2 separate regions of the Homo sapiens genome follow, and region 2 is linked to region 1. Evidence: chromatin loops called from intact Hi-C (ENCODE). Cell type or tissue: PC-9. All regions are shown on one strand.

Region 1 (4,000 bases):
TTAAGGAGAAACATTTCCATCTTGGGGCTTGAGAGGATCTATGGCAGTAAAGGCTATTTCAAAAAAAAAATTAAAGTGAAAATATTTAATGACAGAATAGGATTACTCAAGCTAGGCGAAGCTGCTTCTGCCATTTCCCTCCTCATGTCATTATCCCAGAAACAACTCTCTAGTACTTGGAGAAAGGCATCCTCATGAGGAAGGTAGAAGATGGAATTGAAGAATTCCCTCCTCTGTGGATGGAAAGAGCTCTGTGTAGAGAGGCTCATCTGCACGCTCATGCATGTCCCCCTAGCATGGTAACACTGGCTTTGATTAAGCTGCTGGGTTGTTAGGCAGTGTGCTAAGTGCTGCCTACATGGTCTTCTTTTCTCATAAGGAATGCTTTAAACTAAATTAGCACATGAAACGAGGGAGCAGGCATGGTAGGGGCTGATCTGAGTCCAGTCCTCTCTGAGATGGTTCTAGAAACTAGACTGATGGTTACACAATGTCCATCACTGATCTGTAGAGTCCTCAGGAATCACTGTCAATGACTCTTCCCCAGTTTCCCTGGCCATCACCCCACTTCCCCCTTACACTTCCTGTTGATTAACCTTCCAAGGCAAGGTAACCAACTGATTTCAGTCCAGCATTTTATTGGGTACTTGTATATTCTGTGCCATACATGCTTTGCTAAAATGATCATATTCTATGAGAGAAAGATATTTAAATGGACAATTACTCTTCAGTGTAATGGAGTGTAATGCTAGGCCTTAACTATGTCCTAGTCATCATTGTATCCTTAATCCCAGGCCAGTTAGTTAGCATGTACTGAGCACCAGCGAGGGGCCAGACACCGTACTCAGTGCCAGCCCTTCTTTCTCAGCATAACTCTTAACAAAAAAATTTTATAAAGTAAGTACTAGTATAATCCCACTTTTAAAGATGTGCAAATTAAGGGCACAAAACAATTTAAAAGACATGCCCCAAATCACACAGCTATTAAGAGAGCCAGGATAAAAATCCAAGCAGAGTGACTCTATTGTCTCTAAATATTTGTTGCCTGTGGAAATGAGAGGCAGAAAGGGGAAGGCGGTAGGAGAATGGGGGAACAAGTGAGCAAGTGAAGATGAAGGTCTGCCCTAGGTGGCGCAGGTCCACAGGGGGATGGGTTCTACCTGAGAAGGGAAGTATCATGGAAAGTTCGCAAGGGAAGTGGTGCTTAGAAAATAGGCATCCCTGGCCAAGGCGGGCTAAGGGAGCAGAGCTAAGGCCAGCCCTTCCAGTTTTGCGCTAGATCCTTTCCCCCTCCGCCTTCTCACAGGCATTCTCCCCCAACCTGGCCAACATGGTGAAACCTTGTCTCTACTAAAAATGCAAAAATTAGCCGGGCGCGGTGGCAGGCGCCTGTAACCTCAGCTTCTCGGGAGGCTGAGGCAGGAGAATCACTTGGACCTCGGAGGTGGAGGTTGCAGTGAGCCGAGATCATGCCACCACACTCCAGCCTGGGCAACAGAGTGAGACCCCGTCTCAGAAAACAAACACAACAAAAAGAAACATTCTCCCTACAACTGTCCTATCTCTACTGCATTGTGAGTTTTTCTTTTATTCTAACCAGCTTGTAAACTTGGGGAAATATTTCCTAACCTCAAAAAACACTTTACCCTGCTTCCCCGCTCCGGCTATTGCCCCATTTCTTTGTTCCTTTGTAGCAGAACTCCTAAAAATAGTCTGTGTTTCATGACTTCAGTTTGTCTCTTCCTGTTTTCTCTTAAACCCAGTGAAACGAGTTTCACCTCCACATTCCAGTGGAATGGCTGTTGTTGAGGTTGGTGGTGACCTCCCTGTTGCCGAATCCAGCATTTAGTCCTGTGGCCACACCTTACTGGACCTCCACAGTGTGTGACGCAGTTGGTCTCTGCGTCCTTCCTAAGACACTTCGTTGACCACAGCCTCACACTCTCCTGCTCTTTCAGCCTCCTGCAGTGCTACTCCTCATCTCCCAAATGCTGATCCTTCAGACACACGTCAGCCAGGGCACCCTCCCACTAGATATCATGTGGTGACTCTCCCTGTGGTTGGATCTGAACCCGAGCCAGGCGCTTATGGCAGCCACGCGTGTCACACAGCATGTGTGTCCCCTCCAAATGTGCTCCCTCACCACATCCTGATGCGATTCTTGGAATTACATGGTTTCCACTGCACATGGGGAAGTTGAAAATCAGATTTTCCATCACTTGCTTGTCAGTGTCCTCTGTGACAGTTTCTGATTCCAGATCTGATGCTTTTTCCATTTATGACCCATTGCTTGGCCTGATTCCTTAAACTCAGTCCTTCTGAGTGAAGCAGGAGAGTGGAAGCGTCTGGTTCCTTCTTTGGGGCTCCAGCCTGTCCATCTGGATTTCCTCTTGTGAGTGCAGTGGTAACACTCTTCACCCCAGGGGCTTGGTAGTCACGTTTGCAGGACAATGGGTGCTCTTACTGGGTTTAATGCTAAATCTCCCAAAATGAAAGGCCAGCTGCAGAGTAGGAGAAGAACAAGGGCTGAGTGATTTGATCAGACATCTGTGGGGGCCTGCTGGCATTTGGAGTGTGAGTGCCTTAGAGAGACTGACTATTCTGGCCCCAGGGAGTTGGCGACCGTTAATCTTGGTGGTTTTGACCGCTAACTGCCCCAGAGGTCCCAGCCTGCTGGATGACTCAGAATCCCCAACACTCCCCCTATTCTTCTCTCACTGGGATAGTCAGGAGGCCATTTCTAAGGCATTTTAATTTGGTAATAACTTGACATGACCCACTGTACCCAGAGTTGTACGTTTTAGGAGTTACTGTCGCTTTCTAAATGAGGGGTTGATTTGGAGCCCATCATCCTTGATATTGGACTGCCTTCCACTGCCATGGAGAGAGCAGTATCTCCTGCCTTGCCTGCTGGGCTCCAGCTCCCTCTCCATTGTAGATGACGTGATCCTGTGCCCCCTGGACTGTCCCACAGCCCTTATTCTTTAAGTACCTTGCCAAAAGTTGATGGGGTAAACTAGAGAGAAAAGAGGTGGCCAAAGGTCTGTCTGTTGTTCATTTATTTCTGCACTGCACTGTGTTAAGAAGGGCACCTGCTGTCCATCTTTCTGCTGTTTATGAAACTTTCTGGAATTCAGAAAGACCACAGGAACTCACAGCACAAGGCAGGCAAGCAGATGGTGGGGACTGGGGACAGGACATGAAGAGACTCAAAATGCCTTACTGCCGCAGACCAAAGCTGTGTGAGGCCTTCTGGACTGTCTTCTCCACCCCGTGTCTGACTGTGTTGACCACTCCTGTGCTGTCCTGTGCCTTCCTCCGTGACCGTGTTGGTGGCAGTGCCCTGTTAAGAGTTCCTCCACTGGTGTTAGAGACCTTGGGTTCTAATCCAGTGTCTACCACTTGTATGATCTTGGATTAGTCTCTTCATCTTTCTAGGCCTTGTGTGTAAATTAATTCATAGCACCAACTCACAGAGTTGTTGAGAGAGCTAACTGAAAACATCTAGAACGTTTTTGTCACTGTGCCTAGTCAAAAAGCTTCTAGTCAGTTCTGTAATTGCACTGAGGTTTATATTTCATTTCAAAAATACAGTTGTTTACATAAGAAAATATTGTTTTTCTCTTGTTAGACTTTTGGCTTTCTTTTGCCTACCAAATAAAGTCCCAACTCCTTGGCTTGTCACTCAGCCTTCAGATTTGCATTTCAGGCTTTGAATTTCCGTGGTGGGGGATGCTTGAAAATGTAGATTTCTAAAAGAAATTGTGCATTGATCAGATGAGTTTGTGTTCAATGAGCAGTTACTCTGTGTAAGGCTCTGGGCTAGGCCCGAGGGGTCTGTGGTGAATCAGACATGACACACACTAGGCAGTGGCATCATCATTTCTGGTACCACCACCCCACACCCACCCAGTCCAGACCCTGCAGAAGGCAGCCTGGAGGGTAGGCTTGCCACAGGGCCCCAGCACAGTAGAGCAGCTGGGCACCAGAGTTTTGGCAG
Region 2 (4,000 bases), 460 kb before region 1:
CCATGGCAGGCCCTCAATAAATGCTGACTGACTACATGAATGAACATGCTCAAAGACAGTTGTTCAGCTCTTGTCCCAGGTTCTATCATACCCCTCTCCCCCTTCCTGAGTTTCTTTTGTTCAGTTTGGCAAACAGTGAATGGATGTTTGCCAAATATTTGAGGATGCTCAAATATCTGATATAGACCACTTAGCCCCAAATCCTACCAAATGGCATCTTCATGGCCCTGGGGTTCCTGCAAAACACTCAGTCTGATGGAAAAGACAGACATATAGATGAGCAATTATATATGTGGTGAGTGTTCCCATAGAGATAAACCCAGAGGGTTATGAAAGCACTGGGGTGCGGGGGCACCTTAACTCAGTATGGAGGCTAATTCTTAAAGGTGATGCAAAAATGACACTTAATTGAGCATTAAAGGTCACTTTCTAGGCCGCGTAAGGTGGCTCATGCCTGTAATCCCAGCACTTTAGGAGGCTGAGGTCGGTGGATCACCTGAGGTCAGGAGTTCGAGACCAGACTGGCCAACATGGTGAAACCCTGTCTCTACTAAAAAATACACAAAAATTAGCCAGGCCTGGTGGCAGGCGCCTGAAATTCCAGCTACTCAGGAGGCTGAGGCAGGAGAACCACTTGAAGGCAGGAGGCGGAGGTTGCAGTGAGCTGAGGTTGTACCACTGCACTCCAGCCTGGGCGACAAGAGCGAGACTCCATCTCAAAAAAAAAAAAAAGAAAGAAAAAAAAGGACACTTTCTAGGAAGCAGGGAAAGGCATTCTAAGTGGAGCGAAGCATGTATGTGAAGGCATAGAAGCAAGAGATGTGGCGGGTTTGGGAACGCTAAGTAGTTTGGTATGACTCCAGTTCAGAGGGCATATGGGAGGGCAAGAAAGGTAGGCATGAGTCAGTTTATGAAGAGCCTTGTATGCCACAGCAAGAAGACTGGATTTTATTCTGTATATGTTTTTCAGCCCTGGCTGCAACTAGAATCAACTGGGGAGCTTTTAAAATATCAGTGCCTGGCTCTCACCTCCAGATTGATGCTAGATGGTTGTTCTTAATGGGAAGAGGCCAAAGCATGTTTATATGCTGTATGGAGAGTGACAATGGGATCCAGCATACACATGAAGAGAGTAGCCTCTGGCTAAGGAGAACGGAAATAGAGTAAGTTCGTCAGTGGAATGGGAGGAAATTGAGGGAGTTTTGTCTAAAGGAGTCTATTTTTTCCTTCAGTCAGATGTTAGGTAGTTGCTGAACATGGGGGATGGGTAGGTGATGGGATAAAGAATTGTAGGGAAGTGGTTCACTCTGGAGTAACTGATGATGGAATGCTGGGAAAGCTTAGTGAACAGCTAAGTGGAAGGCCCCACTGGGTGGGAGACCATAAGGAGTGTACCAGTTTAGAAGGCTGTGATGTTTTCCGCAGAGCTAAGTGAGTGGGAGTCAGGAGAGCAGAAATAGGACCATTTGGGATCTGCAGGGAAGCGAGATGGAAGGCCTTGCTTGGGAGAGGGTTCAGTGAAGGCTGAGTAGATGAAACTAAACCAAGGGTACACTGATAAACTGGATAAACTGAAGAGGTCAAGGAACTCATAGGTTTGATAAGGATGAAGGCCAGGTGTAGTGGGGAAAGAAAACCCAGTCCAACAACTAAAATTCCATCCATTTCATGGAGCCTTCCTGACTAATGGGAAATGAGGTGGCAACTTCCCCCAGGTCCCACCCTGTCTGACTCACTCCTCACTCACTGCTCTTCAAAGGGCCCGTCTCCATCCTCTTTCTCAAGAAGAGAAACCATGGATGTTGTTTCTAAAAGTTCAGCCTGAAAACCACTGTCTGTATGAACTCAATTCCCATGATTTTTTGAGGCTTTATATGTTTCAGCACAAATATTAAATGGAGGTAGGATAGAGAAGCAGAAATGGCAATGAGGAAAAAAATGGAAAAAGGTATGCCTGCATGTTCATGAGTGAGTCAGCAGAAGAGTGGAGGGAAAAGACAATAAGACACGGGGTATCAGCTATGAATAGGAACTGAAGGTCCAGATTGAAGGGCAACAGAACTGGCAGGTGGAGATGGAAGCAGCCTCCTGGGGGCTGTGTCAAGCTTCTCCATTCTCCATCCTGTAAAGGACAAAGGACACTTCCTACACAGTACCCACACAGAAGAGCTGATGGGAGGGTTAGCCTGTGAGGACGAGAGAGTGAAGATGAGGGCAAAGGGTTTGCCAGTTAATAATTCTGCATGTTTCTTGGGCCCCAGCCAGCTAGCTGGTATCCTCTTCCAAAGCAGGCTGGGACCTTGGCTGAAGGAACCAGGGCTGGAAAGACATCGGGCTGGCAGAGGGGAGAGACTGCATGCAAACATTCTTTGTATCTTCTGCAATTTGAGAGTTGGCCTGGAACCCTGAAAGTCAGGGCCAATGTCTGATCCATCAGTGGGTAACCAGTGCCTACATACTATGGGTATCATTCACTGTTCATTGAACTGAACAAAAGAAACTTAGGAACGGGGAAAGGGATGTGATAGAACCTGCAGGAAAAGCTCCGGAGAGAAAGGAGAGGCTTTTTGTTAGGGGGCAAACCAGGGGATGCTATCAAGATGGAGGAAAGGGAGTTAGCAAGATCCAGAAGACACGTGAGAAGGACCAAGAGGGGAATGAGAAGCTTATAATTCTATTAGTACTTTTTCTGGCAAGGATGAAGCCAGCTGCATTCCCTATGTTCGAATGTTTCCATCCTGTCAGGTAAGTTCTATGATCACCTCTTAATAGATAAAAAAAAAACTGGAATCAGAGGTTGAAGGCTTTGCTCAAGGTCACAGACCGGGTAAGGTGAAAGCAACACAGGTGTTTCAGGCTGAGGAAAAAGCACAGACAAAGGAATGGATATAGGAAAACACAGGACAGGTAGAGAATTGCAAGGGATTCTGTTTGGCTAAAGCAACAGTCCCCAACCTTTTTGGCACCAGGGACCAGTTTCGTTTTGTGGAAGACAATTTTTCCAAGGATGGGGGCTTGTGGTGATGTGGGGGGCAAGGGGCAGGGGGATGGTTTCAGGAGGAAACTGTTCCACCTCAGATCATCAGGCATTCATTAGATTCTCATAAGGAGTGCACAGCCTAGATCCCTTGCATGCACAGTTCACAATAGGGTTCCCACTCCTATGAGAATCTAATGCTGCTGCTGACCTGTCAGAAGGCGGAGCTCAGGCATTAATGCTTGCTGACTTGCCCACCACTCACCTTCTGCTGTGCGGCCTGGTTCCTAACAGGTCACAGACCAGTACTGGTCCATGGCCCAGGGGTTGGGGACCCTTGGGCTAAAGGATATGGCTAACGAAAGGCCTTCATATGATAGAAGGTTAATGAGTGGCCCCAGATCATGAAATGTTTTGAATTTTAAAAAATGAGTTTACTTTATATTGGGGTGTCTCTGAAGATTTTTTTTTTTTTTTTTGCGACAGAGTCTCACTCTGTCGCCCAGGCTGGAGTGCAGTGGTGCGATCTTGGCTCACTGCAAGCTCCGCCTCCTGGGTTCACACCATTCTCCTGCCTCAGCCTCCCGAGTAGCTGGGACTACAGGTGCTCGCCACCACACCCGGCTAATTTTTTGTATTTTCAGTAGAGACAGGGTTTCACTGTGTTAGCCAGGATGGTCTCGATCTCCTGACCTTGTGATCCGCCCGCCTCGACCTCCCAAAGTGTTGGGATTACAGGCGTGAGCCACCACGCCCGGCCCGTCTCTGAAGATTTTAAGTGGCAGGCTGATATGATCCCCACTGTATTTTAAAAAGACAAACTTGGGGACGGGCATAGTGGTTCACACTTGTAATCCCAACAATTTGGGAGGCCAAGGTGGGTGGATCAATTGAGGTCAGGAGTTAGAGACCAGCCTGGACCAACATGGTGAAACCCAATCTCTACTAAAAATACAAAATTAGGTGGGTGTGGTGGCGTGTGCCTGTAGTCCCAGCTACTTAGAAAGCTGAGGCAGGAGAATC

The links. Hi-C counts contacts between places; a loop is a spot of excess contacts. Peaks named below come from ENCODE experiments on the same cell type or tissue, not always from the same donor. Only the 100,000 strongest peaks of a DNase experiment are listed, where the experiment ranks them.
Region 2: it touches region 1 in a loop (10-fold over the local background); 1 of 110 quality-filtered maps calls a loop at or near these places.

Annotation. Positions count from the first base shown.
Region 1 is chr1:43,832,647-43,836,646 of GRCh38, forward strand. All of the region lies in intron 4 of ST3GAL3 (ST3 beta-galactoside alpha-2,3-sialyltransferase 3), which reads left to right. Among named protein-coding and RNA genes, the nearest start is that of MIR6079, 4.0 kb to the right of the region's middle. RefSeq lists enhancers at 1,521-2,288, 2,289-3,056. In PC-9, no CTCF peak of the experiment used is centred here; DNase peaks (open chromatin) are centred at 1,795 and 2,655; H3K4me3 peaks cover 1,249 bases; H3K27ac peaks cover 3,835 bases.
Region 2 is chr1:43,371,505-43,375,504 of GRCh38, forward strand. LOC112268225 (a long non-coding RNA gene) reads left to right here. Exons shown (of 2, transcript XR_007066049.1): 1 at 1-4,000. Among named protein-coding and RNA genes, the nearest start is that of ELOVL1, 5.5 kb to the left of the region's middle. RefSeq lists an enhancer at 1,125-2,324. In PC-9, no CTCF peak of the experiment used is centred here; DNase peaks (open chromatin) are centred at 867 and 1,727; H3K27ac peaks cover 3,313 bases.